Linked DNA regions of Homo sapiens: regions 1, 3 and 4 are each linked to region 2. The links are chromatin contacts, found by Hi-C or POLR2A ChIA-PET in ENCODE. All regions are on one chromosome and are shown on one strand. The core of a region is the stretch at or near the end of the contact, and the rest is flanking DNA. Distances in the headings are between cores, read along the strand shown.

What was found. Hi-C counts contacts between places; a loop is a spot of excess contacts on that map. ChIA-PET counts read pairs that join two places held with the same protein, here RNA polymerase II (POLR2A). Pooled maps may share reads with other maps.
Region 1: a loop to region 2 is called in a map of CD4-positive, alpha-beta T cell, with 2.2 times the contacts of the local background. The contact joins two enhancer-like sites. A Hi-C loop is called at or near these places in 2 of 168 maps with a recorded cell type or tissue (CD4-positive, alpha-beta T cell and psoas muscle), 2 of 37 single-sample maps with no recorded cell type and 9 of 50 pooled maps. POLR2A ChIA-PET finds 5 or more read pairs at or near these places in 2 of 52 experiments (HEK293T and OCI-LY7).
Region 3: a loop to region 2 is called in a map of CD8-positive, alpha-beta T cell, with 6 times the contacts of the local background. The contact joins two enhancer-like sites. A Hi-C loop is called at or near these places in 1 of 168 maps with a recorded cell type or tissue (CD8-positive, alpha-beta T cell), 12 of 37 single-sample maps with no recorded cell type and 9 of 50 pooled maps.
Region 4: a pooled map shows a loop between it and region 2 (4-fold over the local background). The contact joins two enhancer-like sites. A Hi-C loop is called at or near these places in 2 of 50 pooled maps. POLR2A ChIA-PET finds 5 or more read pairs at or near these places in 3 of 52 experiments (GM10248, GM12878 and H1).

What each region holds. Positions count from the first base shown.
Region 1 is chr2:241,253,778-241,260,929 of GRCh38, forward strand. HDLBP (high density lipoprotein binding protein) reads right to left here. Exons shown (of 28, transcript NM_005336.6): 6 at 2,823-3,029; 7 at 2,407-2,622; 8 at 1,597-1,803; 9 at 1,274-1,381. Among named protein-coding and RNA genes, the nearest start is that of HDLBP-AS1, 15 kb to the right of the region's middle. Within about 2 kb of position 1,359, at least 6 of the 41 ENCODE cell types and tissues checked have a DNase peak (open chromatin) inside an H3K27ac peak, as active enhancers do.
Region 2 is chr2:241,605,893-241,612,637 of GRCh38, forward strand. THAP4 (THAP domain containing 4) reads right to left here. Exons shown (of 6, transcript NM_015963.6): 3 at 422-581. Among named protein-coding and RNA genes, the nearest start is that of THAP4, 28 kb to the right of the region's middle. RefSeq lists enhancers at 2,572-2,741, 3,648-4,149, 4,150-4,650, 4,867-5,387 and a silencer at 4,100-4,669. Within about 2 kb of position 4,444, at least 21 of the 41 ENCODE cell types and tissues checked have a DNase peak (open chromatin) inside an H3K27ac peak, as active enhancers do.
Region 3 is chr2:241,215,816-241,222,556 of GRCh38, forward strand. It overlaps ANO7 (anoctamin 7), which reads left to right. Exons shown (of 25, transcript NM_001370694.2): 19 at 278-423; 20 at 1,871-2,076; 21 at 2,424-2,566. Among named protein-coding and RNA genes, the nearest start is that of ANO7, 31 kb to the left of the region's middle. RefSeq lists enhancers at 483-1,014, 3,122-3,221 and a silencer at 1,649-1,778. Within about 2 kb of position 1,881, at least 31 of the 41 ENCODE cell types and tissues checked have a DNase peak (open chromatin) inside an H3K27ac peak, as active enhancers do.
Region 4 is chr2:241,334,869-241,342,144 of GRCh38, forward strand. SEPTIN2 (septin 2) reads left to right here. Exons shown (of 13, transcript NM_004404.5): 4 at 258-344; 5 at 1,107-1,230; 6 at 2,514-2,648; 7 at 2,805-2,922. Among named protein-coding and RNA genes, the nearest start is that of FARP2, 18 kb to the right of the region's middle. Within about 2 kb of position 1,528, at least 2 of the 41 ENCODE cell types and tissues checked have a DNase peak (open chromatin) inside an H3K27ac peak, as active enhancers do.

The sequences.
Region 1 (7,152 bases), core at 109-2,608, 360 kb before region 2:
ATGCTCCTCCACCATCTGAACTTTTACAAGGCCTGGTCCTCTTGAGTTGCATAAAGAATGAGACAGAGCACGGATGGAATTTTAAAACTCGTATAGCTGTACCAAGGTGGTAAAGTAACTTGCTTGACATAGACAAGGCTGCCAGAGTTCCTGGTTTATTATCCTCCAGGTAAGGAGTTAAGGAAGGCAGACTGGTCCTTATATGAAGCTATACAAAGTAAAAGGGGCTGGGCACAGTGACTCACACCCATAACCTCAATATTTTGGGAGGCTGAGGTAGGAGGACTACTTGATCCCACGAGTTCGAGATCAACCTGGGCAACTAGTAAGACTCTGCCTCCACGAAAACTAGCCTGGGGCGCCTGTAGTGCCAGCTACTTGGGAAGCTGAGACGAGCGGATCACTTGACCCATGAGTTCAAGGCTGCAGTGAGCTATGACTGCGCTACTGCACCCCAGCCTGGGTGACAGAGTGAGGCTTTGTCACTAAAAAAAAGGAATAAAATAAAAAAAATTTAATTTTTAAAAAGGACTGTAACATTAATTGGAAACAAAGTTTAAATAAAACAGGAATTAAATATGATGGTTGGATTCTCTGGTATTTCTTTTTTGTTCATGTTTCCTGGGGGCTACAATCTCCTTTGGTAAACTGAGAACGCTTTAAATTCACACTTAATACAATTTGTATACAAGTTCTGCTCTTCAAAGTATTTTTTTTTTTTTTTTGAGACAGAGTCTCGCTCTGTCGCCAAGGCTGGAATGCAGTGGTGCCATCTCGGCTCACTGCAAGCTCCACCTCCCGGGTTCACGCCATTCTCCTGCCTCAGCCTCCCAAGCAGCTGGGACCACAGGTGCCCGCCACCAAGCCCGGCTAATTTTTTGTATTTTTAGTAGAGTCGGGGTTTCACCATGTTAGCCAGGATGGTCTCGATCTCCTGACCTCATGAGCCACCGCACCCGGCCCGCCAAAGTATCATGAAGTTATTTCACCATAATTACTAAATGACATGTTTCTTAAGATACTTATGAAACCTAAGAACATACAATCCTCTCTGGTTAAAGGCCAGAAGGATGGTACAGACATCTACAGACATTTATTCTGCTGTTCTTTAAGCTAACACGGAAGTTGACCATGTCAAACAGGCCAGTTAATTCAGAAAAATACACCAGTTTTCAAGGGCATCCACAGTACAAAGGTCAACAAAGCAATATCAGAAACAGAAAGACAGAAAACAAGACAAATTCAATACAACAGGTGAAAAACGTGTCCTTACCTTTGGCATCTGCTGAGTGATTTTGGCCAGGTTCTGCCCTTTCTTGCCAATGATGAAACGGTGAAGCCAGGAAGGGGCGGCGACAGAGGAGACGGTGAAGCTATTGGCCTAAGAAAATGGGAGAACAGCCATGGGTTTGCAGAGCTCAAGGTCGTGTCACAGTGAAAGCCAGGCTGCTCACCTGGGGCTCAGAGGCACGCTCTCCCCAAACCTGGGCACCTGCACTGTGTCCAGGCCCCAGGATTTACAAATCGAGAGCTCATCCATGAAGGCCCCGCGGACTCCACTCAAAGGAGACACACTTCATGCTCGGAGGCAGTTACCTTGGCATAGACTTCAGTCAACGCCTGACCTAACTTTTCAGGTTCGCCTCGAAGTATTACAGTCTCAGAGATGCTGTCTGAGGGTGGGATCTCAACGGAAACTCCAGTTCTCTCAAGGATCTCCTGCAATGAATTGCCCTTGGGCCCAATGACATACTTGTGTTGGGATTTCTTCACTTCCACTGCAATGGTTGTAGTCTTCTTTTTCTAAATAAGAGCACCATAAGGGGCAGTCAAAGGGAAAGGTGTGGGAAGCGGGCAGGTGGGCATGGCCACTGCTGCAGAAAGCAAGCCAAAGCGGCCCAGACTATAGATGCTGATCCCAAGAAGTGAACAACAAGTGATCAGGACTAGCCAATCCCCAGAAACTTCACTGTTCAAGGACTGGATTTTTCCCCTCAGTCTAGTCACCCGCCGGCTGATAACTTCGTCCTTGAACACTGCAAAACACCCAATCCTTTCCCTCAATTAAGGAACACGTTTCAGACCTCAAAGTTCACTAAGCTGAGCTAACAGCTTAATCTAAGACGTGAACAAGTCCGGGATGTGCATCTGACCCGGGGCAGCCCAGCTGGCAGCCTGTCAGCACAGTCAGAGGCCCAGGACGGCAAGGACAACTGCCAGGCAGATGCTCAACAGCAAGGGGGGGCGGGCACCGATCTCACCCGGGTCACTCAAGTGTAGAGACAATAAGCATCTTCATCAAGGACAAAAAGATAAGGGGCAGAACCAGGCCTTAACTGAATCTCCAGACCCAAATCCTCATTTCTATTCCTGCCCATGGGGATTTGCCTCCTCTAAATCGTGTACCTTCTCCTCATAAATCTTCTTGATGCGAGCCACAGCCTGAGCCAACTGTTCCTTCTCTCCAGTGAAGACAATCTCTGTCCGGTTCACGCTGGGTGGGGGGATGTTGATGCGCGTGCCTGTCTCCTGCATGATCTCGCCAACCAGTCTATTATACGGCCCAGCGATGAAGGGGTGGAATGCCTTTTCTACTTCTAGCCTCTCCACAGCACGTTTGTCCTGGAAAGGAAGGGATGATCTGATGAGAACAGGCCTTTGAAAACAAACTGGGGACAGACAGGGCTTTTTAGAGTTGGAGTCAAGCCCTCCACCCCCACCACATTATGCCTTGAAGTCCACACTGGACACGGCAACCCATGAGGGAGTGAGGTCTGCACAAGCAGGTAGGCAGGGGCACGAGGCACTCACACAGGCCTCACCTGCTCGGCAGAGATGAGTAAGACTTCATGGCGAGCTTTCTCGATGCCCTCTTTGGTGCCAGTGATCTTGATCTGATTGCTGGGGTCATCTGGGCGTGGGATCTGGATTTTGGTTGCAGTTTTTAGCTCCAAGTCTTGCAGTTTCTCTCCATTTTTGCCAATAACAAAGCGATGGTGTTCTTTGGGAATGGCAACAGTTGCTGAGGCCTATAGCAAGAAGAGAATAAAAGAAAACAAGAATATTTGTAGGTTCTGAAGGAGCATATTTTTCCAAGACATTCTGGCAGAAACACCATCTTTGCTTATTCCTGCCCAGCAGCACCAACTCATCCATTAAAACAGCATGAGCTTAAACATCACATGCTTGGGGAAGGTTGCCCTGACTCCCAGGTTAGGGTAAGTTCGAGTGTATCTGCACCACTACTTAACATCCACTGGAATATACACCCACAAAGGGAGACAAGAGTTAACATCCACAAAAGCTGGACAGGAAGAAGCATGACTGCATATCCAGAAACCCTGAAAAAACTACTGGGTGAAATTCTATTTATAGCAAAGAGAAAAGACTGAAATCAAGAAGTTAACAACATTAACTTCCACAAACAACAACTACTTAGAAGATGTAATGAAAGAGATGCGTTTCTTTTTTTTTGAGACGGAGTCTCGCTCTGACGTCAGGCTGGAGTGCAGTGGTGCCATCTTGGCTCACTGTAACCTCTGCCTCCTGGGTTCAAGGGATTCTCCTGCCTCAGCCTCTCGATTAGCTGGGACTACAGGCGTGCGCCACCATGCCCAGCTAATTTTTATATTTTTAGTAGAGGCAGGGTTTCACCATGTTGGCCCCGATGGTCTCGAATTCCTGACCTTGTGATCCGCCCACCTCAGCCTCCCAAAGTGCTGGGATTGCAGGTGTGAGCCACTGCGCCTGGCCAAAAGATGTGTTTCTAATAGAAAAAAGGAAAAAAGAAAAAAGGACAAGAAAATAGCAAGACACAAGCCCAACACAAGGTGGAGTATGTGCATTCGAAATTAGAAAACACTCCTTAAAATAGCTAACAGAAGGTTTAAGTAGATGGCGATCATCCCAATTAACTTTAAAATATTAATACAATTTCAAACAGTTGATTATAAAGGTTGTAACACAGAACCAACAAAAATGAACAAGAAAACCCTGAAAAAGAATAGTGCAGGGTGGAGGTGTTAACAGTGGTCCTAGACATTAAACATGAAACCATTATCATTAACACAGGAAATACCAGTATACGGAAAGACCTGCTGGTCTGAACTGAAAACCCAGAAACAGAGCTAAGTTAATATAAACATTTAGGACATGATAAAAGCAGCCACTCAAGTTCACTAGAGCAAAACGTCTTTTCAAGACAGTGATGGCACGCCTGTAATCCCAGCACTCCGGGAAGCCGAGATGAGAGGATTGTTTGAGCCCAGGAGTCCAAGATCAGCCTGGGCAACATGGTGAGACCTGACTTCTACAAAAATTTTAAAAATAAGCTGGCCAAGGCCAGGCGCAGTGGCTCACGCCTGTAATCCCAGCACTTTGGGAGGCCGAGGTGGGTGGATCACGAGGTCACCAAAAATACAAAAATTAGCATGGTGGCAGGCGCCTGTAATCCCAGCTACTCGGGAGGCTGAGGCAGGCGAATGGCGTGAACCCGGGAGGCGGAGCTTGCAGTGAGCCGAGATCGCGCCACTGCACTCCAGCCTGGGCGACAGAGCAAGACTCCGTCTCAAAAAAAAAAAAAAAAAAAAAAAAAAAATTAGCTGGCCATGGTGACGTGTGCCTGTGGTCCCAGCTACTGGGGTGGCTGAGGCAGGAGAACTGCCTGAGCCTAGGAGGTTGAGGCTCCGGTGAGCCGTGATCATGCCATGGCACTTCAGCTTATGTGGCAGGCTGAGACCCTGTGTTACAACAAACAAAAAAATAGTGCTGACAACTCGAAAGCCGTATGGAAAAAAGTGAAACTCAATCAGTGCCTCAACCCTATTTGCAATAAATTCCAAATAGATCAGAAACTGAAATGTAAGAACACATTTACAAGCAGCAGAAGAAAAGATAAACTTTCTTATGACCTGATAGTGAAAAAACTTTCCTAACAATGACTCAAGATAATAAAAAATGCAAGTGGCCCTTATATATTGAAAAGGTGCTCAATCTTGCTCATCAGAAAAATGCAAATTTAAAGTATATTTGGTTGCCTCTCACATCGGCTAAAACCCAAGAATGTGAAGAGCCTGGCTCTTGCATACTGCTGATGAGACGGCAAAACACTAATTCCTAAGGAAGGAAATTTAGCATCCGATGGCCCGATTCCACATGCAGCCACCCTCTGACCCAGCCATCTCACTTCTAGGAATCTATCCCAAGATACACTGGGTAAAACAGGAAATAGCATATGCACACGATTGCTACTGTAACATAATTTGTAACAGCTAAAGTCTGGAAACTACCCAAATGCCCATCAGTAGGAAAGCCTGGGTAAATTACAGTACGCCCACAGAATATTACACTGCTGAACAAAGAAATGAGAAAAATCACTACTTACTGATATGCAGACACCTCCAAAAAATAATAAAAGAAAAAAAGCAAGGCATAGAACAGGGTGTATGGCAAGCTGTATTTTGCTTCTGCTCTCAAACAACAAACAACAAAGGATAAACCAGGACCAGGAATGGCCGCCTGCAAAGGTGAGGAGGGAGCAGGGTGAAGGTAACAGGCAGGGGAGATTTCTCTGAAAGTACTTTATTATATAACGTTGACTTTGCAAGCATGTAAATGTTGAAATACTTTAAAAATTGACAGTAAATGGAAACAAATGTACCTAACTATATCAAGATGACAGAAAAACTCAGAAAAAAGGAATTACTTCAAGTGATTTTGAACTCATGATTTTCCTTTTCTGGGACTCTGTCACCCAGGCTGGGCTGTGGTGGTGCAAACACTGCTCACAGAAGCCTCCACATCCCAGGCTCAAACAATCCTTTCTCCTCAGACTTCTAAGTAGCTGGGATTACAGGTGAGCACGCCACCACTATTTTTTGTAGAGATGGGGTCTGACCATGTTGCCCAGGCTGGTCTCAAATTCCTGTGCTCATGCAATCTGCTCACCTCGGCCTCCCAAAGTGCTAGGATTACAGGCGTGAGAGTCACCGCCTGCTTTTCCTTTCTTAAAAGTACAATTATCCTAGCTCTGTCTTCTGAAAAAGCCTAGAAGCTCTGACAACCTAGTTGCGACGTGCACCTATGGAGACTGGAGTCTCCAACTGCAATTTCCTACTCAAAAGGTTCAGAGTTCAGAGAGAAACAGCTGACTCAAGGTCTGTGGAAGGAAATATGTAAGATTAGCCTGAGGCATCTTTCTGTGTTAGAAATTAAGAAGTTATTTATTTATTTATTTATTATTTTGAGACAGAGTTTTGCTCCTGTTGCACAGGCTGGAGTGCAATGGCATGATCTTGGCTCACTGCAACCTCTGCCTCCCGGGTTCAAGTGATTCTCCTGCCTCAGCCTCCCAAGTAGCTGAGATTGCAAGCACCCACCGCCACGCCTGGCTAATTTTTTTGTATTTTTAGTAGAGATGGGGTTTCGCCATACTGGCCAGGCTGGTCTCAAACTCCTGACCTGAGGTGATCTGCCCGCCTCAGCCTCCCAAAGTGCTAGGATTATAGGCGTGAGCCACTGCACCTGGCCAGAAGGTATTGATATTAATAGGTCATGACAGAAAGCTGCAGGGAACAAAACTGAAAGGAGGGGACCCACTGGCCAAAGATGAAGCAGCTCCAGCATGAAGAATGATGGACAATGCCTGAGTTCATAATGACACTAAAGAGAGTCACTGATCAACACTGAAGTCGCCGGAGCGCCAAAGAATCGATTATTTATCTGGTACTTCCCACCCAACTGCTGATGAAGAAAAATTCTTCTTTACAAGAATTATCAACTAATGTATGAGCAGGGAGAGAATTAGAAAAGCATAATTTGCAACCCTTAACGAATTTGGGCAATCACCAATTGATAGTAAAATGATTACACAAAGCACTGATAGGGAACTTTACAAGGGAAGACCCAGACCTGAGCCTAATGATCAATCTCAAAATCAGTTCAAAGCAGAACAACCAGCTATCACAGCACAGACTCAGCACCACCTACAGGGTCTTCTTGCCCAACAAGCTGACTGTGGAAGTAACCAAGCCCCTAGAGATCTAACACCAGTTCACCAAAAATAATCAGTCAATAGCAGAACCAAAAACCTACGGTCCCCACTAATCAATGGCATTAAAAAAGGGGAGGATTGGCTGGGCGTGGTGGCTCACA
Region 2 (6,745 bases), core at 3,194-5,693:
CAGTAGAGACAAGGTCTCACTATGTTGCCCAGGCTGGTCTTCAATTCCTAAGCTCAAGCAATCCTCCTGACTCAGCCTCTAAAGTGCTGGGATTACAGGTATGAGCTACCGCACTGGCCAGGGTGATTAATTTTGATACATAAATTAAGTACATGCATTTGTTTTTATGTTTGGATTAACAAGCCTGTAATTTGGTGGTCAGCTTAATATCTCCAAAAATATAACAGAACCAGAAAGTATCATTTTTACCACTCTGTGTCTCAGTTGCACATTCAGGCAAGAGGACACCTTTCTGAAATAGATGGACAAGTTCCTTTTACACCTTCCTGCTTGGCCTTTGTCTTTGATCAGTCTGGAATTATTTTCAGAGACCTAGGCGGCCCATGAGTCAAGCAGGGTGGGGTGGAGGGAGACAACTTACGAGAAGTTCAGCATGGGCTGGCCCACGTGGGAGATGTGAACCTCCTCCAGGTACTGGAAGGGCTGCAGTGTGGGGTAGGTCCCGGCTCCAGGTGGGTCCGACAGCCAGGTGCCCAGCATCCAGGACAGTGGCTCCACCACTGGGTTCATCTTGGGGGGCTCTGAGGACAAAAGAATGAGACTATCAGTGGCCTCCCTCCAACCATGCCTTGCTGAGCTTTAAGCAGAATGCACGTTCCATATCGACGCTTGCTTCTGGTGGCCACAGCTAATCCTGGGGGACCTGTCAAGAGCGGGAGAAAATGGTCAAGCAACTGTAAATGTCATAGTGAAAGATCCAGCTTCAGAAGCCTCTGCAGTTCCTGCAGAGAAAAGAGATCCAACAGGGGCCAGGCAGGGCGCAAGCAAAGAGGCCTACACTGCTATCTCCCTAAAAGCAGGCAATTTCTCCACCTGTGGGGTGCAGGTGGTGGGAAGGGATACTGAGGGACCTCAAGGGGCTTTTGCTTTCTTGTACAGTTAAGAATATGAGAACCACATACTAACAGCTTCCTTGTGACCCCAAATAGCTCAGGGGTCCTCCATGTCCTACAGCAAGGCTGAAAGCAGCTCACACGGGAGGCACGGTGCCCTGGCGTGAAGAGTGTGTGAAGGAGACAAAGAGCATCAGGGAGAAAATGAAAGGGGATGCAGGGTCTCGGAGCAGCCAGAGTGTGAGGGCCCAGGGGCAGGCGGGGTTTAAAAGGGAAGTAAGACCCCGCTTCCCTGAGGAGGGGCTGGGGCTTCACAGCAGCCTGTGTAGTGGCCAGGAGACCCCTTTAGAAGGTCTCCTGTGGGGTTCAGTCTCTCATCCCACTAAGTGTGAAGGATGACACCACAGGCCTGGAACTCAGAGGTGGGGGTGCAGTGACAGGACAGCAGGGAGGGGCCGCTGGGTTGGCTGTTCTGCTGGGCGAACTCAAAGGGACCCCTGCTTCCTGCCTCGCTCAGCAAGGACTGGGTGCTCCCGAGCGGCTTTTCAGGATTCACTCACATGACCCTCACCCTGGCTGGATGCACGGGCCCTGCTCTTACTCATTTTCTAAGGGAGACCTGTGCGGGGACCACAGGAAAGCCCCACTGCATGCTACCCATCAGGGGCGCTGGAAGAGAAGGACTGATCCCCAGAGGCAATCCCAAAGACCTGCTTCCCAGGCCTGCTTAACCCTCAAGTCTCAGTGCTTCAATTGACAGAACGGACACTGACACCCAGGAGCAGCAGCAGGGACAGAAGCAGCTCTGTGGCCGCACAAGCCTCATCTACGGAGCCCAAAGATGCCCAAGCACAGAGACCGGCCTGCACATCAGGACTGACCCCCGGCGTCTCCTCCAGGCCCGCGCAAGCAGAAGACGGACTGACGGGGACAGGATCAGGACTGACCCCCAGTGTCTCCTCCAGGCCCGCGCAAGCAGAAGACGGACTGACGGGGACAGGATCGGACTGATGCCCAGTGTCTCCTCCAGGCCCGCGCAAGCAGAAGACGGACTGATGGGGACAGGATTGGACTGACCCCCAGTGTCTCCTCCAGGCCCGCGCAAGCAGAAGACAGCTGACGGGGACAGGATCAGGACTGACCCCCGGCGTCTCCTCCAGGCCCGCAAAAGCAGAAGACAGACTGATGGGGACGGGATCAGGACTGACCCCCAGTGTCTCCTCCAGGCCCGCGCAAGCAGAAGACGGACTGACGGGGACAGGAGTTCTTGGAACCATCGCAGCTTCTGAAATTACACAACCTTTGGATTATAAATTCCAGGAAGTCTGGGAAAAGAAGATCGGGGGAAAGGAAAGCAAAGGCTCTGGGGGTGGAGGAGACCACGTCCAAGAACAGCTTGGAACCAAGGAGGGCCGCACATGTGGCCTGGCCCAGTGGCCGAGCCCTGGGGCCCAGAGTGAGAACCGAGGGTGGAGAGCAGGTAATGAGCACTCTGCCTGCTGGCTGCACAGGGCAAACATAGGTGACCTGAAGCAGGAGAGTGGGAGAGTCCGCTCCTTTTCCAGACTGGCCTGTGGTCTTTCAGTATTTCCTTTTTTGTTTTTCTTAAATGATGATTTAAAAATTTTTTATATCAGTATTTCCTCCTCAGACTCCCGGTGAAAAGTGGGAAGGTGAGGATGGGAATATTTGGACTTCAATAAAACTTTCCTAATTAGACAATAAGAGAATTTTTAAATCAAGATTTTCGTTGCAATCTTTCACGGAGATAAGGAATAGAAGCTTCTGAATCCAATGTGTGGCCTCTGGAACGAGGCTTGTGATCTATCATAGCTGATCAATTCTTTCATCATTCAACGTGCTGGACACTCTTCCAGGGAGAAGCTGACGGAACAGTCATACATCCCTACGGAGCATACATCCTAGCGAGGGCAGACAATACACAAGAAATGAGTGAATGATGCAGAACTGAATGTACATTAGGAGATGAGGCAGAAAGGGAGACAGGGCTGTTGGGGCACTGTGAAAACCTACCCAAAAGGGACAAGGACACCCTCCCTGAGAAGTGTGCACAGACCAGGCAGGGGATCAGGGTCCCTGCAGCTACCCTGGAGAAGAGCAGACCAGGTGGAAGTGCCAGAGACGGAGGTCCTGGGTACGTAGGCCTGGTCTTGCTGGAGAGGAACAGGAGGCCAGTGTGGCCAGGGGAAGGAGATCCTCACCCCTCGGAAGGGCCGTGACCTTGACTCTGAGCAGACAGAAGCCCTCGAGAAGGCTGAGTGGGAGGGACGAGGTCTCTGACTGCAACCACAGGAAGCCAGGGAGGGCAATGGCAAAAACCCTTGTGGCAGAGGAGGGTGGCCTGGGCCAGGTGGCCGTGGTGGAGGCAGTGGAAAGGACCTAGCTTCTGGATCTATCTTGAAGGCAGAGCCACCCGGATGTGCTGATGGTTTGGATGTGAAACACGTAAGAAAAGATGGTAACGGAGGTTTCTGGCCTGAGCAATTGAGAAGACAAGTTACCATTAATGGAGAAAAGGAAGAATGAGAAGAACCTTGGGAGGTGTGAAACAGCAAAACTCAGTCACCTGGGATAGCCCAAGTCCTAAGATGGGCTAAACAAACACCATAATTTCTCAGACAGCCAGCTATAGCCTTGGAGACCTTTCAGTTTGGTAGACTTTATCCAGCTCAGCACTGAAAAGAAAGAGGCTTTGGGCCGGGCGCAATGGCTCACTGAACCTGTAATCCCAGCACTTTGGGATGCCGAGACGGGCAGATCACCTCAGGTCAGGAGTTTGAGACCAGCGTGGCCAACGTGGTGAAACGCTGTCTCTATTAAAAATACAAAAATTAGCCGGGCGTGGTGGCACACGCCTGTAATCCCAGTTACTCGGGAGGCTGAGGTACAAGAATTGCTTGAACCCGGGAGGCGGAGGTTGCAGTGAGCCGAGGTCGTGTCACTGCTCTCCAGCCTGGGCGACAGAGACGTTTTCTCAAAAAAAAAAAAAGAAAGAAAGAGGCTTTGCAAACCTCAGGTTTTTGGGCCGGCTCTCTGGCCTGTGCGGAGCACACCCCACAGCGACTGCCACGGGGCTCTGGCTCTCCTGGGACCGGGTGGACCCACTTCCACTGGTGAGCGCAGCCTGCATGGGAGCTGAACCCTGTGGGAAGCGGCACCCCGGGCGCTGGGGAGCAGCGATCCAGAGTCCAGGTTCTGAGCTGCTGCACCGGGGCCGCGATCTCCACCCCTCACGCCCGAGTCCCCGGCACGGCCACCACCGGCCCCTGGGTCCCGAGGGCCCCGAGGAAGAGGCCAAGGGGCCTGGCGGCGCCCCCCAGGGTCCCAGTGGAACAGGGGCACCAGGGCCGCGGCGCCGGGCATGGCCTTCACACTCCCCACGAGGCAGGACAGCCCCGGGCTAGGGTGAGGGGCACGCGCCGCAAGTCCTGCCTCTGCTCCCGGGCGGCCCCCTCCAGCCTCCGCCGGCCCCGCCCCGGAAGCGCAGCCCCGCCTCAGGCGCCGCATCTCCGCCCTCTCTTGCGCCTGCGGGACCGGGAGGGCCGCGCTCGCCCCCCAGCGCCAGGGTCACGCCACCGCGCCCTGTTTGGGGAGCGGCAGAGGAGTCAGGGCGGAGGCTGGGCGGCGCTGGGCGGTGGGGCGCGCTCACTGGCTGCCACCTCACCTAGCAGGCGTCACAGGGCTCACTCAAGAGCTCCAGCAAGAGCAGAGGCGGGAGCCTCGCCAGCCCCTCCACAGACCACAGCGACCGCGCCCCTCGGCCCGGAGGCCCCGCCCTCCCCACTCCTGCTTCCCCAGCCACGGGGTCTTCTCCCGGCCCCTCATCTACTTGGCAGACGCCTCTCACCGGCAGCCTCTGCCTCCCCCTGGTCTTTCCCTCCCACCACCCACCGTGGAGTCCTCTCCGGGAGGCCCTGTCCTCCATCCAGCGCTCCTCAGAGGGGACCGGAGAGGAGGCGCTCCTTAAATGGGGAAGAAAGACGGACAGAGCCAGGGACAGCGAGAGACGGGACGGGGACAGAGACACAGAGACAGAGAGACAGGGCCAGAGAGACACGGGGATGGGGCCAGAGACGGGGCCAGAGACAGAGACACAGAAAGGGATCTTACTCTTTCTTCCCTTAAAACCAGCTTCTGGGGGTCTCCGAGGGGGACTCTCAGGTAAGTAACAATATTATCACCTTCCCTCCCAAGAATTAAAAAAAACAAAAATAACGAAAAAACCTTTTCCCTGAACTTGATTTTGAGGGAAAATAGGTCACAGATACAACCCACAGCCACCAAAACACACATACGGATGCTGTGAGAAGTGGTGGGTCAGTGCCTCGCTGGAGGACAGGAGGGGCCTCTGGGAGCTGGGGGGGTGGCCCCTGAGAAGCCTCAGGGTCTGGCCTGGCTCAGAGGCCTGGGGCGGAGTGGGGAGCCCTGGACTTGGGAAGCCTGGAGGCTCTTCTGGCCCCCGCTCTGCCACAGGGAGCTCCTGCAAACAGCAGGCCCAGGGCACCCCACGCGTCTGCCCAGGACACCCCAGGTGTTCGCCCAGGTGCTGAAGGCCCAGGCTGGCCTCCATGCAGGGTTACCCACCACCCGCCATAGAGAAGTAATGCGCCACTCCGAAAGAAAGGGGTGCTGCCGGCTGGACGCAGTGGCTCACGCCTATAATCCCAGCACTTTGGGAGGCCAAGGCGGGTGGATCATCTGAGGTCAGGAGTTCGAGACCAGCCTGGCCAACATGGTGAAATCCCATCTCTACTAAAAATATAAAAAACTAGCCGGGCGTGGTGGCGGGTGCCTGTAGTACCAGCTACTAGGGAGGCTGAGGCAGGAGAATGGCATGAACCCCGGAGGCACAGGTTGCAGTGAGCCGAGATTGTGCCACTGCACTCCAGCCTGGGTGACAGGGTGAGACTCTGTCTCCAAAAAAAAAAAAAAAAAAATTAAGAAAGAAAGGCATGCTGCTCCTGAAGACCTTCTGCTTCTCCAGCAATGGACTAATGGACTCTAAGACACTGCCTGAGTTCAGAGATGGACAAAAGGTGACAAGACACCAAGTGTGAACAAGAGCAGCAAAACATACAAACTGCAAAATGTTGATGGGGCAAAGGTGAAACTAAGAGAAAGGGTCTTGCTCAGTCACCCAGGCTGGAGTGCAGTGGCATGAATACGGTTCACTGCGGCCTAGACCACTGGGGCTCAAGTGATTCTCCCGCCTCAGCCTCCCGAGTAGTTGAATGAAGCTGCTCCATGAAGAAAGACCACTAACTAAACATGTAAGAACTCAGGAGAGAAACGGCAAGGAAAGAGGAGAAGGTGAAACATGACCTGGCAGAAGTCGAGAAAGTAAAAGAAAAAAAATCAAGCCACCACCCAAATGAAGTGGAGATTGGAAGCAGCACAGGGAGAAACAAACACCGGGAAACACAGCGGAACACAGAGGACAGAAATGAGTTAAAAAAAAAGACAAAAGATAGAGAAATGGAAACAAAGTTAGAAGGACGGGAACGCCTGGCACACTGCTGATGGGGACGTGAACTGGCACAGCCTAGTGAAGACCATCTGGCATGTGCCTGAGAGGTTAAGTGTGGAGCAGTGGCCCAGGACTGCCACTCCTGGAGACATGCACTCCCAGCAGAAATGACACACCTGTCCCCACAGGACGCTGCCCATGAATGTTTACAGCAGCACCATTCCCAACAGCCCCAAAGTGGAAACAACACAGATGTCCGTCAACCAATGAGTAAACAAACTGCAGTATATCCAGACAATGGAATGTTATTTGGCCATAAAAATGAAGCACTAATATAAGCTGCAATTCAAATGGCCCTTGACAA
Region 3 (6,741 bases), core at 631-3,130, 390 kb before region 2:
CCATTACCCCTAAAGCCTTAAGGAACAATGCGGGGGGCTGGGCGGGTGGACTGCCCTCCCACATCTGACCAACAGACACAGACGCTTTCACTGAGTCCGATCTGCAAAGCTGTTGGCTCTCACTGCGTCCACCCCTCAGCCCCAGACCCCATCCCTCCCTGCTGCCCTTCAATTGCAAAGCAACAGGCTTGTCCCGGCCACATCTCCCCCAAGGACTATAGCAGCCACTGAGACCCATGTTGGATCAAAGGCCATTTTCCTGTATTCCCGTCCCCAGGAAGCTAAAGGGCTGGTGGCAGAAGTTCCGGCTTCGCTCCAAGAAGAGGAAGGCGGGAGCTTCTGCAGGGGCTAGCCAGGGGCCCTGGGAGGACGACTATGAGCTTGTGCCCTGTGAGGGTCTGTTTGACGAGTACCTGGAAATGGGTAGGAGCCCGTTAGCAGCTGCGGCAATGGCTGGCGCCGTGGGCAGGGATGGGTGGCCACTCTGCTCAAGGGCCTCCCAGCCTGACATTCCTGTGTCTGCATCTGCCCTGAAATGTGCTGTGGGGGTGGGGTGGGAACAGAGGGTCGGGCCTGTGGAGAATCCAGAAAGGAATTCTTTTCCCCTGAGAGTGCCCAAGAGGGTTGGCTGAGGACAGAGGGGCACCGGCACGGGGAGGAGGCCCCCGCGGCCGTTGCAGAGCTCCCCTGGGGTCCCTGGACCTAGAAAGCATGGGCCAGAGCAAGGGAAGAATTAGGAGAGCAGGCCCTGGGGGCTGACAGAAGTCCTCCAAGGGTGAAGCCACAGTGGGAGGCAGCGGCCTGGAGAGCCAATGTTCCCAGAAATCTCAATGCCCACGCTATTTGCAGACCTACCACTGTCACCTTACCAGGTGGTGGCCAGTGCCAGGGGCTCACTGCCTGCACGGGTGGTGCACTCTGGAGGGTGGGTCTGTATCACCTGTGCCGTCCCTGCAGTGCAGGGTCTGACTCTGAGCTGACAAAAGGGAGAAGGAATCATCAGGCAGTTTGTTTGTTTGTTTTTGTTTTGTTTTTTGAGACGGAGTCTCCCTCTGTCGCCCAGGCTGGAGTGCAGTGGCGCCATCTCGGCTCACTCCAACCTCCACCTCCCAGGTTCAAGCAATTCTCCTGCCTCAGCCTCCCGAGTAGCTGGGATTACAGGCGCCCACCACCACGCCCGGCTAATTTTGTATTTTTAGTAGAGGCGGAGTTTCACCGTGTTGGCCAGGCTGGTCTCGAACTCCTGACCTCAGGTGATCCACCTGCCTCAGCCTCCCAAAGTGCTGGGGATTACAGGCGTGAGAAACTGTGCCCGGCAGGCAGCTCTTAACCTAGCAAGCGGGCATGTGAGCCGGCAGGCCCCGGAGCTCCCCAGCGTAGCCGCGGCATCTGTGGAAAGGGAGCAGGCCAGTTCCCAGGGCGAGGAGTGGACGCCCTGACCCTCCTCCACTGAACCCTGGACCCCAATGATCTCACTAGTAATTCTCGGCGAAGACCCAGAAGCCCCTTCCAAAGAGCCCTCTCCTAACAGCTCCCCTGTGGGGTGACTGGAGAAGCTGGTTGTAAAATCAGGAGCAGGTTTCTGCCCCAACGCCTGCCCTGAGTTAGTTCCTGAGCTCACCGAGCCGGAGAAGGCCCGTGACCAGCCAGAAGCACGGAGCGCAGGGCAGGACAGCCGGCCTGAGGCCGGTCAGGAGAGGCGGCCCTGGCGCTGCGCGGTCCAGGACGAGGGAGACCAGGAGGTGGGGGCGGAATGAGCCGCGATGGGGTGGCGGCACCACGTGGACTGGCCGGTCCTCCGCGGGGGGCGCGTTCCGAGGGCTGAGGGCGGACGGTGGCGGAGAGCCCGGCCGTGACCCCCTCCCCGCAGTGCTGCAGTTCGGCTTCGTCACCATCTTCGTGGCCGCCTGTCCGCTCGCGCCGCTCTTCGCCCTGCTCAACAACTGGGTGGAGATCCGCTTGGACGCGCGCAAGTTCGTCTGCGAGTACCGGCGCCCGGTGGCCGAGCGCGCCCAGGACATCGGCATCTGGTTCCACATCCTGGCGGGCCTCACGCACCTGGCGGTCATCAGCAACGTGAGGCCCGGGCGGGAGCGCGGGGCGGGGCGGGGGCGCGCAGGGGCGGGGGCGGGGGGGGCAGCGGGGGCGCGCAGGGGCGGGCCGGGGGCAGCGGGGGCGCGCAGGGGCGGGGCTGGGGGCATCGGGGGCTCGTAGGGGCGGGGCGGGGGGGCGGCGGGGGCGGGCAGGGGCGGGGGGCAGCGGGGGCGCGCAGGGGCGGGGCGGGGGGGGCAGCGGGGGCGCGCAGGGGCGGAGCGGGGGCGCGCAGGGGCGGGGCGGGGGGGCAGCGGGGGCGCGCAGGGGCGGAGCGGGGGCGCGCAGGGGCGGAGCGGGGGCCGCCTCGCGCTGACCCCTCCGGCGCCCAGGCCTTCCTCCTGGCCTTCTCGTCCGACTTCCTGCCGCGCGCCTACTACCGGTGGACCCGCGCCCACGACCTGCGCGGCTTCCTCAACTTCACGCTGGCGCGAGCCCCGTCCTCCTTCGCCGCCGCGCACAACCGCACGTGCAGGTGAGCCCCGCGCCAGGTGGAGGGGGCCGCGGGCGCACGAGGACGAGGCGGAGCGGGGCTCGGGTGGGGTGGGGGTGCGGCGGTGGGGAGCCGGGAGGGGCGGGCGCCGCCGGGCAAGGCCGGGGGAGGGGGGGAGCTGGGGGCGCCGTGGGCAGGGGCTGGGGGGAGGTTCCCCGCGGTAAGGGACGGAGCTTTGCGGGGCTGGAGGGCAAATCGTGGATTCTAGGTGAATTGCTAGTTGGTCATAGTGTAGCAGGACGAGTCGCAGACAGAACTCCTCAGACACCGGATTAAAGAAGGAAGAGGTTTTTTTATTCGGCCGGGGGCGTCGGCAGACTCGTGTCTTCAGAGCGGAGCTCGCCGAAAAAGAAATTCTTAGCCCTTTGAAGGGCTTACAACTCTAAGGGTCTACGTGAAAGAGTCATAATAGATCAAGTAAGCGTGAGGAACGTGACTGTGGGCTACATACATCAGCTAACGGTACAAAAAGTTTTACGGTGCTTTCTCATACAGCGTCTGGAATTCACACATAACACCAGTAGTTTTGGTCAGGGGTTAATATTATTGTTATTTTAACCGCCAGGGCCAGGTGGTGGCGCCAAGGTCATCTAGCTATTTATCTTCTGTTTCTTTCCAGCTTTTTGCTTTCTTCCTTTTCTCCTGTCTTATAAACTAGGGAAAAGGGGAGGTTGGGGAGAAACTGGGAAGGACAACAGGAGAAGTGGTGGCCTCATACCATAATAGAACCTGCAGAGCAGGTAGATGTACTTCACCCGCAGTTGTGGAGACTTCCTTTGTGATCTGGTTACAATGAAGTTTTGCATGTGTTTCAATAAACTTGAAAAGCATCATAGTCTCCTAATGTTGGAGCAAATCTCAGCAGTAAAATTACGAAACCATAGGGTTATCAGTCTTTTCATATCGGTCTCTCTCAGGTTTTGCTTTTGCTCTATGTATTTTGAGCTTTTTAGTTGTGTACGAATTCATACTTGTGATCTCTTCATAATGGATACTTACTTTTTCCTTTTATTCTTTATCTTTTTTATTCCTCCTCTCCTGACTTCTGGTGGATGGGTAAAAGTGTTCTGGTTGTTTTTTTTATTATTATTCTTTTGCTTATTTGGAACCGATGGCATATATTTCTATTATTTTAGGGGTTACTCATATGTTTAGCATACATTCTTTTCTTTTTTCTTTTTTTTTAGAGACTGGGTCTTGCTCTGTATCCCATTCTAGAATGCACTGCCACAATTATAGCTCACTGCACCCTAGACTTCCTGGGCTCAAGCAATCCTCCCACCTCAGCTTCCCGAGAAGCCAGAACTACAGGCGTGTGCCACCAGGCCTGGCTTTTTTTTTTTTTTTTTTTCTTTAAAGAGATGGGGTCTTACTATGTTATGTTACTCAGGCTAGTCTCAAACTCCTGGCCTCAAGCAATGCCCTGGCCTCCCAAAGCACTGGGATTACAGGCACAAGCCACCACACCCGGCTAGCACACGTTCTAAACTATATATTATCCTAACAAAGCCTGAATGAACTCAGTTTTGTTTCCTCTCTCTGTGTATGACTAGGATCTTCACATGCCTTACCACCTAGTAAGCAGCAATCTCTCCATCTTATTATTGTTACATGGAGTTTTAGTTTTACTGTTAAAAACACACATGAAAAAACATTTTCAGTCATCTGTTCATCAAATTTATTTGTGTATTTTGTTAACTTCTGTGGTTACAGTAATTTCTTATGTATTGCCTTCTCCGAGTCTTTTTTTTCTTGCTGAAGTATATCCTTTAGTAATTCTTTCAGTAAAGGTATGTGGTTAGTGGGGTCTTCACATGCAGAAATGCATACACATATGTATGCATAGAAATATGTATCACGCATATGTATGATAATATTGCCATGCATTTTTGTCCTTCAAATAGCGGATATAAAAGTATAGGTCGAGTTATTTTCTCTCAGTTCTTTGGAAATATTATTCTTTTGTGACTTGGCTTTTCTGATTGGAAGCATTCATAGCATTTAAGAATTTTTCTGGCTGGGCATGGTACCTCATGCTTATAATCCCAGCACTTTGGGAGGCCGAGGCAGGTGGATCATTTGAGGTCAGGAGTTCGAGACCAGCCTGACCAACATGGTGAAACTCCATCCCTGTTAAAAATACAAAAAAAGGCTGCACACAGTGGCTCATGCCTATGTTCCCAGCACTTTGGGAGGCCAAGACCATCCTGGTTAACACCGTGAAACCCCATCTCTACTAAAAATACAAAAATTAGCTGGGCGTGGTGCTGGACGCCTGTAGTCCCAGCTACTCGGGAGGCTGAGGCGGGAGAATGGCGTGAATCCAGGAGGCAGAGCTTTCAGTGAGCCGAGATTGTGCCACTGCACTCCAGCCTGGGCAACAGAGCAAGGCTCCGTCTCAGAAAAACAAGAACAACAAACAAAACCTGGCTGTGGCAGTTCACGCCTGTAATCTCAGCTGCTCTGGAGGCTGGGGCAGGAGGATCATTTCAACTCGGGAGGCGGAGGTTGCAGTGAGCCGAGATGGCGCCACTGCACTCCAGCCTGGGCAACAGAATGAGACGCTGTCTCAGGAAAAAAAAAAGAAAAAAAGAAAAAAGCACTACCTTTACAGATGCCTGCTGGTGAAACAAATCAAAGAAAATGATATTTTTATTTTTTTATTTATTTTATTTTATTATTATTTTTTTGAGACGGAGTCTTGCTCTGTTGCCCAGGCTGGAGTGCAATGGCGCGATCTTGGCTCACTGCACGCAACCTCCGCCTCCCGGGTTCAAGCGATTCTCCTGCCTCAGCCTCACAAGTAGCTGGGATTACAGGCGCCCACCACCATGCCCAGCTAATTTTTGTATATTTAGTAGAGATGAGGTTTCACCATGTGGGCAAAGCTGGTCTTGAACTCCTGACCTCAGGTGATCCGCCTGCCTCGGCCTCCCAAAGTGCTGGGATTACAGGCCTGAGCCACCTTTCACGCCCGTCCTATTCTCTTTTTTCTTTGGGACAGAGTCTTGCTCTGTCACCCAGGCTGGAGTACAGTGGTGTGATCTGGGCTCACTGCAACCCCCGCCTCCTGGGTTCTTGTGCATCAGCCTGCCAAGTAGCTGGGATTACAGGCGTGCGCTACCACACCCAGATGATTTTTTTTTTTTTGTATTTTTAGTAGAGACAAAGGTTTCACCATGTTGGCCAGGCTGGTCTCAAACTCCGAACCTCAGGTATCTGCCCACTTCAGCCTCCCAAAGTGTTGAGCCACTGCACTTGGCCTAGGGAAGGGATTATTTCTTTTTTTTCTTTTGAGATGGAGTTTTCCTCTTGTCGCCAAGGCTGGAGTGCAGTGGCATGATTTTGGCTCACTGCAACCTCCACCTCCCAGGTTCAAGCGATTCTCCTGCCTCAGCCTCCTGAGTAGCTGGGATTACAGGTGCCTGCCACCATGCCCAGCTACTCTTTTATATTTTTAGTAGAGACGGAGGTTTCACCATGTTGGCCAGGCTAGTTTCGAACTCCTGACCTCAAGTGATCCACCTGTCTCAGCCTTCTAAAGCACTGGGATGGCCGGGCGCGGGGGCTCATGCCTGTATTCCCAGCACTGTGGGAGGCCGAGGCCGGTGGATCACAAAGTCAGAAGATTGAGACCATCCTGGCTAACACGGTGAAACCCCGTCTTGACTAAAAATACAAAAAATTAGCTGGGCATTGTGGCACGGGCCTGTAGTCCCAGCTACTCAGGAGGCTGAGGCAGGAGAATCGCTTGAACCCAGGAGGCGGAGGTTGCAGTAAGCGAAGATCACGCCACTGCACTCCAGCCTGGGCAACAGAGCGAGACTCTGTCTCATAAATAAATAAATAAATAAATAAATAAATAAATAAATAAAGTGCTGGGATTACAGGCATGAGCCACCGCGCCCGGCTGAAAGAGTTACGTCTTTGTTTAGTTCTGGAAATGTCTCCATCTTACTCCTTCCAGCAGTGCTTCTCTGCTTGTCCATTGTCGTCTGGAACTCCCACTGGGCTGTGGCCTGCTTCCCCCCAAGTGTGCTCTCTGTGTTGCCGCAGGGTGGTCTCGTCGTCACTGTCTCCCAGTCCCCAGTCTCTCTTCTGCTGTGTCTGGCCACTTAAAAGTTTATTCCATTCATTTGAGGGATTTTTTTTCCAAT
Region 4 (7,276 bases), core at 278-2,777, 270 kb before region 2:
TGTTCAAGTTCTGTAGTCTCATAGACCTGGATTCAAATCTTGGCCCTGCTCTGGATAGTACTCTGACCTTGGGCAAATTAGAGTTTCTTTGAGTACCCTCAAAGATCATACTGCAAACATAGTAGTACTGTAGGTACTAAACACAGAATGATGTTTGTGAGGTACTTAGCCCAGTACCAGGCCTTATGTAAACACTTAACCGATTGAATGGTGTCATATGAATAAGGTCATGACAAGGTTTTTCTTTTTATTTAAAGGTGAATCAGGTCTAGGAAAATCGACTCTCATAAACAGCCTATTCCTAACTGATCTGTACCCAGAAAGAGTCATACCTGGAGCAGCAGGTAAAAACATTCTTATGTTACTGTAAGTGTAATTCTACATGAAAGATGCTGAAGACTGCCTAATTAATATTTTATGTCTTAGCTGTGTGTTTTGTTTGTTCTTGTTCAGCTTTGAACACAAGGAAAACACTTTTATGGGGTAGGTGTGCTGCACCGAGGTCCTTGGATTTGGGTTGTAGACTTTCTTTGACACGTATCCATGGATCCATCCTCTCTTGAGTTTGTCTGTAAAATGTAATAAGTAGTTTCTGCCTATATTAAATATTTGATGGAAGGATTAAGTGAGAATGTTTTACATCAAAAATGCTGTGTAACTAGAAGATTACTAGGATAGATGTTCGAATTCATCTACTGTCAGAAAGTTCCAGCACAGGACACCAGCATCCACAAATGACTGTTGAATGAAATAGGCACACATAGTGAGAGCCTAAGACTTGGGCTGCTGCAAGAATATGTAGCCCTTTCAGAATATTTTTGAATTCAGTTTTTAAATGAATTCGTAAATTGCTTTCTTTTTCCCAGGAACAGAAATTATAATTTTTAACATTTGTGTTTTTAACCTTCCCCAGTAGCACAATAATCTTAGCTTTAACCTTCCCCTTTCTGACTTCTCTGGGATCTTTTTTTCTTAATCCCCATGGTATCTTTGGAGAACCTACCTCTGTAGAGAGGCAGTAGACTCTGAAGTCACCTGTCGTAAGAACGTGAGCTTTCCTCTTCACATGCTGCTTATATTCCCTATTAAGTTTGTTTCTTTTCTAGAAAAAATTGAAAGAACTGTCCAGATTGAGGCTTCAACTGTTGAAATTGAAGAGCGAGGGGTCAAGCTACGCCTGACAGTGGTAGATACCCCTGGCTATGGTGACGCTATCAACTGCAGAGATTGGTATGCTCCCCCATGCCCAGGGATCTGCATTTGTTTACTTAATATACTTCATAAATTTATAGATAGTGTTAATGAGTGATTATTAAGTTTGGGATTGCTGTATATAATAAAACACCTAGACAATTTAAAGCGTGTTAAATGTTGACTTTTTAAATAAGGAATTTTATAGAGAGTAATTTTTTTCTGGTACTCTACTGTAATTTGAGATCGCAAAGCCAGTCATCCATAGACTGCTAGTATAAATGAAACACCTGGATTTGAGCCGTGGTTGGTGACCGAGATACTGTAGTACATCCTTTCTATGTGGAAGGAAGTGAAACCTGTTAGAGAGTGGGTTGAGTCGTAGTGTCTGTAAATGACTGCTCATTGGCATCATTTTCACAAATAAGGAAATGAAGAAGTAGAAGATAGAGCAGTCTGTCACCTGTACCGTGCAAAGAATGCCACTTTTGTTGTACAAACTCCCTCCTGGTTCTATTCCTGTCAACATAAAGCATCAGGTTTCCACCACTAGATGAAAAGGGGAAGGTTCTGTTATCTTTCTCCTACATTTAGGAATTTCTCCCTTCTTACATGTGAAAGTGCTGTACTGTTTCCCAGCTCAGTTAAATGCTGTTTCCCAGCTCAGATAAACCTGTTCTTGACCCATGTTCTCTACCACCCTGTTCCTCTGCCCCTTTTCACAGTCACGTTCCTGAAAAGAATTGGCAGCCCTGGCTGGGTGCGATGGCTCATGCCTGTAATCCCAGCACTTTGGGAGGCTGAGGTGGGCTGATCACAAGGTCAGGAGTTCGAGACCAGCCTGGCCAACATGGTGAAACCCTGTCTCTACTAAAAATACAAAAATTAGCCGGGCGTGGTGGCGTGTGCCTATAATCCCAGCTACTTGGGAGGCTGAGGCAGGAGAATCGCTTGAACCCTGGAAGCAGAGGTTGCAGTGAGCCGAGATCACGCCACTGCACTCCAGCCTGGGCAACAGTGCAAGACTCAGTCTCAAAAAAAAAAAGAACGAATTGGCAGCCCTGTCTACACTGGCCCTCTCTCAGGTGCATCATAACCTATTCCATTCAGGCTTTTGACTCTCAGCACTTAGGGGCAGTTATGCTTGGCATAGTTTCCAAAAACTTCCATTTGCCAAATCTAAAAGTCAGTCTTCTGTTCTCATCTTGAAAATGAATTATTAAATTATGTATATTTGGGCGGAGGCACTTGTTTTCCCTTTGAAGTCAGGGACCCCCTGTTTTATACCCTATGATTATTGTTAATGTTTCTGTTTCTCTCAGTTTTAAGACAATTATCTCCTATATTGATGAGCAATTTGAGAGGTACCTGCATGACGAGAGCGGCTTGAACAGGCGGCACATCATTGATAATAGGGTGCATTGTTGCTTTTACTTTATTTCACCTTTTGGACATGGGTAAGTAATTGTTTATCGTGGAGAAATGCTTTACTACATGGGTTTGTAAGTTTTACCCAAACTGTGTATTTTAATATAAGAATTAAGATAATTTGAGAGAGAAGAGTTTTGTATGTATTTTTTTTAAATAAGTGACAATTCTAAAATTAATTTTAGACTTAAGCCCTTAGATGTGGCGTTTATGAAGGCAATACACAACAAGGTGAATATTGTGCCTGTCATTGCAAAAGCTGACACTCTCACCCTGAAGGAACGGGAGCGGCTGAAGAAAAGGGTGAGTGAGGCTGGCGTCCTGCCCTCCCTCTGGGTGCGACTCGGGGGCATGGGGATGAAGAAAGGAGTGTGTTCCCACGCTCAGTCTGCTCAGGTGTCGGGAGGCAGGGCGGGAGAATTTTTCCTGCATTTTAGTGGTGGTTTTCAAGGAGAACCTGATGGTTACAAATTTTAATTTTTGCCTTCATGAAGGTATCAAATTTCTATTCTTTAAATTCTCCTTATATTTAAAATGCCCTCGATGAGTAGCAGTTGGTTACACACAAGTACCTTCCATGGGAGTTAAATGACTCAAATATAGAAATGTGATCTCTCCATGAAGTTTGTTATTTTACCTAAATTCTTTACTGCAAATGACCCATACAAGGATGTATCTAAGTAGACTGGTTCTCTGTTCTGTTTGGAAACATAGCAGTTGTCAGCCAGCGAAGCGCCTCTCACCCGCCAGCAGCTCCTGTGGTGTCCCAGTTTTAGTGCCTCTTCCGTGTATGTCTGTAAAGCCTCTTTATTGATTCTCTGCTATATATTTTTAAATTGCTTACTTTGTTCTGATTATATGCTCCTTAAGAAAGTCCAAATAGTTTATATATGCTAAACTCTAAAAATACAAATCCCTAACTGAACATACCGGTACGTGCATAAAAATACAAATCCCTAAATGAACATACCGATCTGTGCGTGTAATCACAGTTGCTGGGGCAGGGTAGGGGGATACAGCAGGGGGTTCAGGCAGGAGGATCACTTGAGCCCAGAAGTTGGAGGCCAACCTCAGCAACATAGCAATACGCTGTCTCTAAAAAAATATATATATATATTTTATATATATAATATATAATTAATAAATATATATAATATATATTACATATATATTATATCTATATTATTTATATTACATATGTAATATATATTATATTTATATTATTTATATAATATATTATATATATTATATTATTTATATGTAATATATTTATATTGTTTATATATATTATATTTATATTATTTATATATAATACATATTATATTTATATTATTTATATATAATATATATAATAAATATATAATATATATAAAAATATATATATTTAATATATCTATAATATATATTATATATATTATATATAATATATATAATTGTACATATATTTATTATATATATTATATATATAATATATATTATAAATATAATATATAAATATATTTATAAATATATATAAATATTATATTTATACATTATATTTATATACATATTATATATACATTTTTATATATTATATATATATAAATATAATATACATATATTTTTTAAAATAAAAGAGTTTCTAGGCCGAGTGTGGTGGCTCACGCCTGTAATCCCTGCACTTTGGAAGGCTGAGGCAGGCACATCACCAGAGGTCAGGAGGTCGAGACCAGCCTGGCCAACATGGCAAAACTCCGTCTCTAAAAAATTACAAAAGTTAGCCGGGCGTGGTGGCGGGCATCTGTAGTCCCAGCCACTCAGGAGGCTGAAGCAAAAGAATCGCTTCAACCCAGGAGGCAGAGGTTGTTTGCAGTCCAGCCTGGGTGACAGAGCAAGACTCCGTCTCAAGAAAAAAAAAAAAGAATTTCTGTAATTACCCACAGAAAGAACAACTGTTAAGTATATATCCTTCTAGAACATAGCTTATGTTTTTGGTTTTGCAGAATGAAATCACATAGTAATACTATTCTGCCATTTGATTTTTCTATTTAAAAATATTTGGAAGCATCCTCATATATATACTGTATCCTAATTCTTCCTGGATGCACAGCATTCCACCATATGAATATACTCTAACTTGTCCAGTTTCCTGCTGATGAATATTTGGCTTACTTTTTGTTTTACTCTGGCCCCTTTTCTTCTTTGACCAAATTTACTGTTTCTTTGCCCCTTGCTCGCTGCTTTTGCTAGTGATACCCTCTGCCTGGAACAGTCTTCCCTCAGATACCTGTGTGGGGAACTCCCTCACTGAGCCCAACGCTGCACACAAGATTTCACATCTCCATCCCCTGCTCTGCTGGTAGCACTCCCCCCACACTGCATAAAGTATTTCTCTAGCGTGTTTTTTGGCTTCTCCTGACCCCTGACCCCAGGTCCTGAGATCAGGAATCTGCTTTGTTCACTTATGTATTCCCAGAGTTCCGAATAATGTCTGGCACATAATAGATTTGTTGCATAATTGTTGTAATGAACACTGGTGTACATCTATCTTTTCACAATTGTGTGAGCCAAACGAATTCTTAGGAAATAAGTATACATTTAAATTTTTGAAGGATGACTAAATTTGCTCTAAAGTAAGTTTGTAACAATTTACATTTCCAAAGTGTACTCTTCTCTCCACCCCCTAAAACTGTCCTGGTTATGTTGCCAGTTTTTGTAATGTGTTTCCTGTCTGAGAAATTGTATCTCATTTGAATTTGCCTTTCCTTGATTGCCGATGTGAGTATCTGTGCTGGTGTTGATGCCGGTTGGTGTATTCTCTCAGGTTGCAGGGACTTGGCTCTTGCTTTTTTATTGACTTAACACATATACTTATTTTTAGATGTTGACTATCACGTTGCAGATGATTTCACCTGGTTTGACTTTCATTTTTTCACATTTTTCTTGGTGCTTTTTTCCAAAGCAATTTTTAAGCAGCATGTAGTCATGTTTGGCAGCCTTTTCCTAAATTGTCTCAAGTGCCTGCCAGTTTTTTAGAAAGTATTTGAACCTTTGAAGAACCCCTGGAAGCGTAGACGTTTTTATGCTAATAAATACTTTAGTAATTCCTACTTAAGGGAACTTCACCTTTTGTACTCTGCTATATTAAATTTCTTTGAGGTAGAAATGGGGGTGGTGTCAGGGTTAGAATGCTGTAATTCTAATCTCTAATCCTGTATGCGAAACATTTAGTGCTGGATTACAACATCTGAGATGAATCGAAATACTTCGAGCTTTTATCCCTTCCTTCTTGGGCCTCATTAATCACTTCTCTTCCTCCAGTTTCTCCTTGATGCCTACCAGTTTGTTCATTCTGCCCTATCTACAAGAACCTCTTGCCTCCTGCCAGCCTCTACTAGCTTCTTGCCTTCACCAGCCTTTCTTCTAGTCAGACACTTACTGGTAGCTGTTATCTGCCCTCCCCATGATCCTGTTCACTCAGGCTTCCTGTCATCCACCTGCAATTGCTCTCTCATGGGCTTGGCCAACAGTTCAGTTCTCAGATGTGGGCCCCACCTGTGGGGTTTGTGTGATTGGCAATTCTACTTCTGAAACTTCCCTTCCTTGGCTGCTGAACCACTGTGTTTGCTTTTCTATCTGCTGTTTTTTACCACCTTCCTTCCTGATCCCTGAAGGTCAGTATTCCTTAGTATTATTTTGATCACATTATTTCTGTGGCTTCTGATTTGCCCTTCCAGGTATCTTATTTCTTGTTGTGAACCACATTTACCCACAGGAGTCCTCTTTTGACCACTGATGGACTCCTGTCCTTCCAGCTCCCCTGTCTCTTTAAATGGTCCCACAATTCTTGAAATCATCCAGACTGAGAAATGTGTAAATTATTTTTTACTCATCACTTCTGACTCCTCTGCTCACTTTTAAATAGCTTACTAACTGTTTCCGAACTCTTCTCTCCTCCAAAGTGTAAGCTCCATCTTTATGAGGCCAGCATAGGACAAAAGATGAGGTTAGCATGGATGGATAGTAGACCAGGAAAGGGGCCGTAAGATGAGGACAGGTGAGCAAGTTCATGCTTCTTATTGCTCAGTTTCTCCCAGAGATAAGATGGTTCCTCCCATTTAGGAATAAGGATTTATGAAAAGACTGAAGGTCGAGTTACAGAGTAAAGGATGTAGAGAGGAGGGCCTTTTCTGGAGTTCTGAATTAGTGCAGACATTGTACTAAGACCAAATCTCTGACCATTCAAGGCCCTTTTTAGGTCACATTAAGGCTTTCCATTCTTAAAAACCAGAAAGCAAATCCAGTGCACAGTTTGAGGTCGGGATATTTTCTGCTCACGTTGCTCTTGTTCTCTCTTCCCTGAATGGCTCAGGTACTGAGGTGAGACCAAACAAAACTGTGGCCTGCCTGGTGCCTGTGAGAATGCCCACCATGCAATGAGCATTTGAGTGCTAGGGTTTTAATTGATTGACTGATGAATGCATTCGTATTTCAACTTCAGCCCAGTTCTTTCTCCCCTCAAGCCCCATCCCCCACACTACTGCCTGCTTGATAGGTCCGATTGTGGGATTTCACTGCTGACTGCTGGCTGCCTGTTGAATGAAATACAGATCCCCAGGTCGCTAGCCTGGTGTTGATGGAACTCTCCACTTTGTAATTCCAATTTTTGTTTCCTTAT